3 separate regions of the Homo sapiens genome follow, and regions 2 and 3 are each linked to region 1. A link is a contact called in ENCODE Hi-C or POLR2A ChIA-PET data. All regions are on one chromosome and are shown on one strand. Each heading gives the region's core, a stretch centred on a gene start or an enhancer-like site at or near the end of the contact. The rest is flanking DNA. Distances are from core to core; before and after follow the strand shown. Region 1 holds the start of PCBD2 (pterin-4 alpha-carbinolamine dehydratase 2). Region 2 holds the start of CDKL3 (cyclin dependent kinase like 3). Region 3 holds the start of TCF7 (transcription factor 7).

Region 1 (2,700 bases), core at 151-2,650:
TCCTCCCATCTCAGCCTCACGGATAGCTGGAACTACCAGCACGTGCCACCACGCGTGGCTAATTTTTGTATTTTTAATAGAGATGGGGTTTTGCCATGTTGCCCAGGCAGATCTCGAACATCTGGCCTCAAGTGATCCTCCTGCCTTGTCCTCCCAAAGTGCTGTGATTACAGGTGCGGGCCACCATGCCTGGCCTGCTTAAACTATTCAGTTAAAAACAAACAAAAAAGAGGCCGGGCGCGGTGGCTCACGCCTGTAATCCCAGCACTTTAGGAGGCCGAGGCGGGCGGATCACGAGGTCAGGAGATTGAGGCCATCCTGGCTAACACTGTGAAACCCCGTCTCTACTAAACATACAAAAACAAAATTAGCCGGGCGTGGTGGCGGGTGACTGTAGTCCCAGCTACTCGGGAGACTAAGGCAGGAGAATGGCGTGAACCCGGGAGGCGGAGCTTGCAGTGAGCCGAGATCGCGCCACTGCACTCCAGCCTGGGCGACAGAGCGAGACTCCGTCTCAAAAAAAAAAAAAAAAAAAAAAGATACAAGTGAGTATTCTTAATAGTATGTCAATTACATCTCAAAAAAGTCAAAAAAAAAAAAAAAAAAAGAATGAAAGAATACCTCCCCAAAAATGATACAAGAAAAGATTCACCTAAATCTGTTCACAGCTGTCTGCAGAGCTCCTACTGTGTGCTGAGCCTGGGGGTAAACAGGGCACGGACACGTTTGGGAGGGGATTACAGGCCGGGTTTCCACACTTTTTGGTCCAGGCAAACCCAGACGAGCCAGCTGGCTCAAGAACTTGGCAGCTGCGTGATGACTGAACAGAGGCTGCGTTCGAACCCACTACTGCAAGACTTAGGAGCCCCCGATGGGAACTGCCGTGGTTCACTGCCCCAGCCCCGCCGCTCAACTGCCCCGCCCTGGCCTACGACATCCTCCTGCCCGCATGGACTGCGCGCAGCGCCGCCAAGCGGGGAGCCCAGCTCGGTGCTAGCGCCCGCGAAGCGGAGGAGGCCGGCGCCCGAGGCTGGGCGAAGTTCCTCCTAGCGCAGCGAGGACCGGAGGGCAAGGCCAGCGCGCGCCGGGCGACCTGCGTCCCGGGCACAGACGCGACGGGCCCGCACGGGGCGGGGACCGCGCGCGCCTGCTGGGCCTACGGCTGTGGGGCGCGCAGAGTCCACCTGGCGGCCAAGGGCGCTGGCGACCGCTGAAGCTCCTGGGGGTGTTCGGGGTCCGGGCTGCGCCTGTGCCCGCGGGAAGGCTGGGCGCTTCCCACACACAGACCCCGCTCCGGGCCAGCCCCGCAGGGAGACTACCAGGGCTGGCGGTAGCTGGGCGTGGTCGGGTCGGGGGCGGCTGTGGGCGGCCGGCAGGCAGCGCGCGGGGCAGCCCTCGGCAGACGGCCAATGGCGGCGGTGCTCGGGGCGCTCGGGGCGACGCGGCGCTTGTTGGCGGCGCTGCGAGGCCAGAGCCTAGGGCTAGCGGCCATGGTGAGTGCACAGCGGCCGCGTGGGTGGGGGTCCGGGGTCGGGGGGCGGTGCGAGGCCCGGCGGCGTCGGCTGAGGGACCAGCGGGACTGGGGCGAACCCGGCGTGGGCCGAGCCTTGGAGCTCGGGCGTCGGGTCACCGCGTCCCGGGACTGACCACCTGTCCGGTGCGCCGCTCAGAGACCGGGGTGGCCGCAGCCTCCGCCACTTGCCCTTGACTTTACACTTCCGCCGAAGCCTACGAACTTGCCAACCGGAAACAAATGGGAACGAATTTTGTTCAGCAACTACAAAAGGCAGATGTGAAAAGTAGTTGCAGAACAATTCGGTGCCCGCTGCCGCTCGTTGTGCTGAGGACGAACGGCGCTGCGGGCCTGGCTCCCTATGGCGGCTCCCTGCTCGCGCTTCACTCCAAGGGGAACCCACAGAGGTTTTGGAGGAGTTATTAATAAATTGTCTTTTTTGGTGACATATTGACTTTTCTTTCCTTTTCCAAGGGGCCGTCAGTTTTCCTGCTGTAGAAATTAATATTTTGGAGTAAATGGAGGGAAAGTTTTAACATGCAGCACCACCTAGTGGAAAAGTGGTGCGTTAAACTCACCATCTCATTTTAAGTTGCATTTTAACCGCCCATTTCAGTTTGAAATGTTTTGTTTTGTTTTGTTTTTTCGACACGGAGTCTCGCTGTATCGCCGAGCCCGGAGTGGAGTGGCGCGATCTCGGCTCACTGCAACCTCCATCTCCTGGGTTCACGCTATTCTCCTGCCTCACCCTCCCGAGTAGCTGCGATTACAGGCGCGTGCCATTTCGCCCAGGTAATTTTTTATATTTTTAGTAGAGAGGGGTTTTCGCCATGTTGGCCAGGCTAGTCTCGAACTCCTGACCTCAGGTGATCTACCTGCCTCGGCCTCCCAAAGTGCTGGGATTACAGGCGCGAGCCACTGCGCCTGGCCTGAAATTCTTTAATAGAAGAATTTTTTTTTTTTTTTTTTTTTTTTTTTGAGAAGGAGAATCACGCCGTCACCCAGGCTGGAGTGCAGTGGCGCGATCTCGGCGTATTGCAAGCTCCGCCTCCCGGGTTCACGCCATTTTCCTGCCTCAGCCTCCCGAGTAGCTGGGACAACAGGCGCCCGTCGCCACGCCCGGCTAATTTTTTTGTATTTTTAGTAGAGGCGGGGTTTCACCGTGTTAGCCAGGATGGTCTCGATCT
Region 2 (2,700 bases), core at 152-2,651, 540 kb before region 1:
TTGTCCTTTCCACTTTGCCCTTTATCCTTTGTCCTTCTTTAGTCTCTTTTGAGTTTATGTTGTTCCTCTAACCTAGAACACAACAGTTTCTCCCTCTTATCTAAACCCTCCACATCCTTCAAAGCCAAATTCATGTCCCATTTCCTCAAAAAAACTTTCCCTACCAGGGAAAGGACTTTGTGTTGATTCCTTGGCATTTATTATGAGCCACTTTTTATTCAGTATGATTTTCATATACTCTCCTTTCTGATTAAATTATAGAAGTCTTTAAGGGCAGGAACTATCTTTTACCTCCTTATAGTCTCAGTACCTAGCACCATGCCTTGCACATAGCAGAAATTTTTATTAAGTATTATACTTGAATATTTCTGAATAATTATTAAACAATATTGGTGTAGCTTTTGTTACATACCCCAAAACACATATATCTTGTATCACTATAAAATTACAAAATGTAGATAAGATAGAGTATTACACTTGTTTCTCCATAATATGAATCAGTACGTGTGAACTAAAATATTTTATGCAATTTTTTATTCCATAACAATTTTTTCTTTTGACTTAGATGATTAAGGCAAAAGAAGCAAACCTTTAGAAACTTTATTTCTCTCATCGCAATTTTGTTGACAGATTGTTCTGGTCTCTCATAAAATATCTTAATGGCCACTATCTGCCCAGTATTCTTATGTTTACATTTCATGACTGTTCCGTAACTTCCCTCTCCCACTTTTCCAAGGGTTTCATACATCTCCATTTTCAAGCTGGGCTTTTACTACTTTATAGAAATAAAGAAAGAAAATGGAAAATGTTAAACGTTTATACTTTTATTTATTAAAACTAGATAATGCATATCCACAATAAACCCACAGTCTCAAATATAGAGACATTAAAAAAAAAAAAGGAATCTTTTCCACTGAGCCTTTTTGTCTTTGGGAACTAAAGACAGCTTGAGTAAGGTGTCCTTCTGAGGCTCCACCTCTCACCAGAACTTAGGGGTACTCCTGCTGTCTCGGTCATGCCCATCAACACTGAGACTACCACACTATAAGTCACCATCCATCAAGCATGGGGTCCCTACACTTCCTGTCATGTTCCTGTCAAATAATAGGTTCCCGCACTACTGCAGTCGCCCACTTATCAGGCCCAAGGTCCTAAAAAAAGCCTGGTCTCGCCCGCAACTCAAACCACACGTCTTAGGATGCCGGACCGGCGTCACGCCCCACGTCCCGCTGTTGACTTTATCCAAACAGCCGCCGCCGCCTCAGCCCATTCTGTGGTCCCGCTGGTCTGGCTCTGCGTAGTTCCAGTGGAGCCACCGAACACTGATACTACTTTGTTGCTCAGCCCCGCAAGGAACCGGCCACTTGCCACCATGGAAACGCCGGCGGAGTTGCTGCGTTCTAGACTCGTGCGCAAGACCGGAACATGGGCAGGGTCCCGACCCGGAAGGGGAAGTGGGAAGAAACGGAAACCTACTCTGGGTAGGCGCAAGGTGGAAGAGTGCTGTGCTTGGGAATGGGGGAGGGGAGTACAGATTGCTGTCGCAGCTGAGCCTCCTCACAAGGTTGCTTTTGAATGTGGATAGGAAGGATCTGCATCTTTTTTTTTTTTTTTTTTTTTTTTGAGATAGTCTAGCTCTGTCGCCCAGGCTGGACTGCAGTGTCGCTGATCTTGGCTCACTGCAACCTCCTCCTTCCAGGTTTAAGTGATTTTCCTGCCTCAGCCTCCCGAGTAGCTGGGATTACAGGCGTGTGCCACCACGCCCGGATAATTTTGTATTTTTAGTAGAGACGGGGTTTCTACCATGTTGGCCAGGCTGGTCTCGAACTCCCAACATCAGGTGATCCGCCTGCCTCGGCCTCCCAAAGTGCTGGGATTACAGGCGTAAGCCACCGCCCCCGGTCAAGATGGTTCTTAAATCAAAAACTTTTCTTGAACACTTGCCATATGCCTTTTAATTTTTTCCAACTGCTAGTAATCTTTTTTAAAGAAAAAAAACCTCCCTCACCACATGTCAAACTCTAGGAAAGCAAGTAATTCGAAGAGTTCCACCATATACGAAATGATGTACAAGAGCACGGAAATAAAGAGGCCAGTGTCTAACTGCTTAAGTAGACATAGAGTTCAACTGGAATGACAGTCCCTAATGAATAACCACCATATCACTAGACCAAGTGCCTAGGGAGTGCTTTCTTTATTGAATAGGGCTTTCTTTGCTTTCTTCTATAAAATGAGTTAAATGTAAAAAAGCGAAATCTCGCTATGCTTCCGCTAAATAAGAGGAAAGGCATTATTTAATAAATCTAGTCTGGTGGGTCCCACCCAGCATGCATATTTAAATCACACCTGGAGAGCTTTTAGAAAGCATCCCAACCCCCACCTCCACACCCCTGCCCCAATGCCAGAGCACCTGATTTAATTGGGATAGCGTAAATAAATTAGTATTTTTGAAGCTTCTCAAGTTTTTTCTATGCTGCTAGGGTTTATATTGAGAGAAAGGAGAAGTGGTCATCGTTTTCATTGATCACCTAAAATATTCAGAATTGTCTTTTCTTTGAAGGTTATTCAGACGGGCGCAGTGGCTAACGCCTGTAATCCCAGCACTTTGGGAGGCCCAGGCGGGCGGATCACGAGGTCAGGAGATCGAGACCATCCTGGCTAACACGGTGAAACCCCATTTCTACTAAAAAATAGAAAAAA
Region 3 (2,700 bases), core at 48-2,547, 790 kb before region 1:
GAAGCATGGCCTAGCTCTTTGATCCACAGCCAGCCACGCTGGGCCTGGACCCGGAGGGAGGCACGGCTGTCTTCCGGCCCGGCTTTGCACCGCTGCCAGGGGTCCTGTGGGGCCCTCAGAGGGAGAGGCGTCCAATACCCGGCCCTCCCCCAAATACCCTCTATCCCAACTGCTCTCAGAAGAGGCGTGAGCGTCTACAGTGAACCCAGCACAGAAACCTGCTAGGGGAGCTGCTGTTGACTGCATCGCGATCCAAAGGACCGGCGTCTTTTGTAGATGCAGGGGCTGAGCCAGGCCAAGCGCGCCGTGGAGGCCCGCGTGGACGCAGACCCGGGTGCCATACAGATGCGCTGGAATCCAGGCACTTTCCCGCGCTCCGCAAATCTAGATGTTTCAGCCTGGATCGAGCGAGGGTTAGAGGGTTAGTCAGGCCAGGGTCAACTTCAGAGTCATGGGCTCCCTAAATGCGACTTCTAGGGTTGAGTTGCTGTGGACGAGCGACCCATGTCGGAATCCCGCGCCCACGTGGCTGCCCAAAGTTCCGAGTCTCCGGGCTGCAGGTTCTAGTCACGGAACCGAGTTGGGAGAGTCATAGGGGCTGGGACTTGGAGGATCGGCTGAGGTCCGGTGCTCTTGGCTGTGTTCGCGGCTCGGAGCCGTCGCCTGACTGAGGGGCCCGTCACAGATGTGTGATGTATAAGCTCTGCACGCAACAGGAGCTCAATAAATGTGCGAAGGGGGGTATACTTATGTTCGCACTGTATGCAGGCGGCCTAGAAGGAAGTCCCTGATTGGCACAGGGATGGAGGATGGGGCAAGAGCCGCAACAGCGCCGCGGAGTTCCAACGCTGCCGGTTCCCTGGGGTACGAGCACAGCCTCAAGCAGCCTCAAGCCCTAGGAAGCCCCCAGTTCAAAGCACAGGGCGCATTGGAGCCTGGGCACGATACAGTTCACACCACGGCTGCGATGGTAAGCCACGCCCAAGTCCCAAGGGCCTAGGGGACCCCCGCCCTCCACAGCCGGAGGAGAAACCTGGGCGCAGAAAGCAGGGGGAATATCTGGTTGTAGGTGAGTAAGCGGGGTCAGGAGTTCCCGTTAGAGTCTCTGCGTTTCGGGAGAAGGGTGATCATTCCCAGGCTTGTCCGACGTCTCTCTCAGGGTGCGCTCCGGAAGAGCGAGCCCTTTAAGGCTATGCCGAGTGGGCGCGTCCCGGCCTCTCCCGGGAGAGGAGAGGCGGGGCGGACCTGTGTCCCGCCCCCGGCCCGGCCCGCCCCCAGTGCCCGCCCCGCCCCCGGCACTCGGCCGGCGGCGCCTTTGATGTTCCGACCCGCCAGCTCGCGGAGCCGCTCTGCCCCGCGCCCTAGCCCGCGCCTGCAGCCCGCCCAGGCGGAGTCAGCCCGCGCTCCGCCCGCCGCGATCCGAGCTCGGAGGTTCGGACTCCGGGCTCGCCGCCCCCCGGGCCGGCTCCGCGCCCCGCACTCCCGGCGCCCAGCGCCCCGCGCCCCGGCGGGCGGAGCGCACCATGCCGCAGCTGGACTCCGGCGGGGGCGGCGCGGGCGGCGGCGACGACCTCGGCGCGCCGGACGAGCTGCTGGCCTTCCAGGATGAAGGCGAGGAGCAGGACGACAAGAGCCGCGACAGCGCCGCCGGTCCCGAGCGCGACCTGGCCGAGCTCAAGTCGTCGCTCGTGAACGAGTCCGAGGGCGCGGCCGGCGGCGCAGGGATCCCGGGGGTCCCGGGGGCCGGCGCCGGGGCCCGCGGCGAGGCCGAGGTGAGCCCCCGCCGGCGCCGGCTCCTCCCCCGCGGTCGCCGCGCCGCGCCGCCCCAGTTGCGCGCGGCCCTCGGGGTCTCCAGCGCGCAGAGCGTCCCTGCCCCGGCGTCGGCCCCGACCCCCGCGGTCCCACCGCCCCTCACTCCCCTCCGGTTCTCCCTCCAGGCTCTCGGGCGGGAACACGCTGCGCAGAGACTCTTCCCGGACAAACTTCCAGAGCCCCTGGAGGACGGTGAGTTTCTGCCCGGCCCGGCTTCCCTTCGTCGCGCTCAGGCCCTGGCCTCGGTGGGACGGGGACGCCAAGGACCGCGGGGAGCCGGGTGCCTCCCCCACCGCAGCTCAGGAGGCGGCAGAACCCAGGGGTGGAGAGTGGGGGGCGGGCTTCCCGGGCGCCGCCGGGTCGAGTCACTTCCGGTGCCCTGACCTTTATAGGAGTAAACAGACCCCCGCCATCCCCGCCTCCCCTCCTGCCCAGGTGACTGACTAATCCGCCGCCTTCAGGAGACAGAATTGGCCAAGGTTTCTTGGTTGGAGGGCGGGGGGTGGGAGGTCAAGTAGGGGCCACCTCGGGGAGGCCTGCCCTCCAGGTCCTTCCCCTAAAACTTGGCACTGCCGATACTCCCAGCCCGTTCCTTCCCAAGTCAGGAACTTGCAGGGGACCCCTTGGCAATTCTTTTTCTCTCAAGAGCAGACAGCCTTCAGTCCCAGCCGCTGCCAGGGCTGGTGTGTCTGACCCAGCTGTGGTTTTTCCAGGCCTGAAGGCCCCGGAGTGCACCAGCGGCATGTACAAAGAGACCGTCTACTCCGCCTTCAATCTGCTCATGCATTACCCACCCCCCTCGGGAGCAGGGCAGCACCCCCAGCCGCAGCCCCCGCTGGTAAGTGGACCCCGCAGCCAGTGCCGCCCTGTGCTTGCAGCCTCCTTGAC

Evidence for each region. A loop is a pair of places that touch in the nucleus more often than their neighbours do. ChIA-PET counts read pairs that join two places held with the same protein, here RNA polymerase II (POLR2A). Pooled maps may share reads with other maps.
Region 2: a loop to region 1 is called in a map of CD8-positive, alpha-beta T cell, with 6 times the contacts of the local background. The contact joins the promoter of CDKL3 here to the promoter of PCBD2 in region 1. A Hi-C loop is called at or near these places in 8 of 168 maps with a recorded cell type or tissue (B cell, CD4-positive, alpha-beta T cell, CD8-positive, alpha-beta T cell and 3 more), 18 of 37 single-sample maps with no recorded cell type and 23 of 50 pooled maps. POLR2A ChIA-PET finds 5 or more read pairs at or near these places in 12 of 52 experiments (B cell, CD4-positive, alpha-beta T cell, CD4-positive, alpha-beta memory T cell and 9 more).
Region 3: a pooled map shows a loop between it and region 1 (5-fold over the local background). The contact joins the promoter of TCF7 here to the promoter of PCBD2 in region 1. A Hi-C loop is called at or near these places in 5 of 50 pooled maps. POLR2A ChIA-PET finds 5 or more read pairs at or near these places in 3 of 52 experiments (GM10248, activated B cell and activated T-cell).

Annotation. Positions count from the first base shown.
Region 1 is chr5:134,903,731-134,906,430 of GRCh38, forward strand. PCBD2 (pterin-4 alpha-carbinolamine dehydratase 2) reads left to right here and starts at 1,401. Exons shown (of 4, transcript NM_032151.5): 1 at 1,401-1,493. The coding sequence starts at 1,410. RefSeq lists a silencer at 957-1,716 and enhancers at 1,314-1,898, 1,899-2,484.
Region 2 is chr5:134,365,770-134,368,469 of GRCh38, forward strand. It overlaps CDKL3 (cyclin dependent kinase like 3), which reads right to left and starts at 1,402. Exons shown (of 13, transcript NM_001113575.2): 1 at 1,208-1,402; 2 at 590-775. The coding sequence starts at 754.
Region 3 is chr5:134,113,384-134,116,083 of GRCh38, forward strand. TCF7 (transcription factor 7) reads left to right here and starts at 1,298. Exons shown (of 10, transcript NM_003202.5): 1 at 1,298-1,772; 2 at 1,938-2,004; 3 at 2,526-2,650. The coding sequence starts at 1,524. It also overlaps a transcript of VDAC1 not described here. RefSeq lists an enhancer at 935-1,164 and a silencer at 1,255-1,374.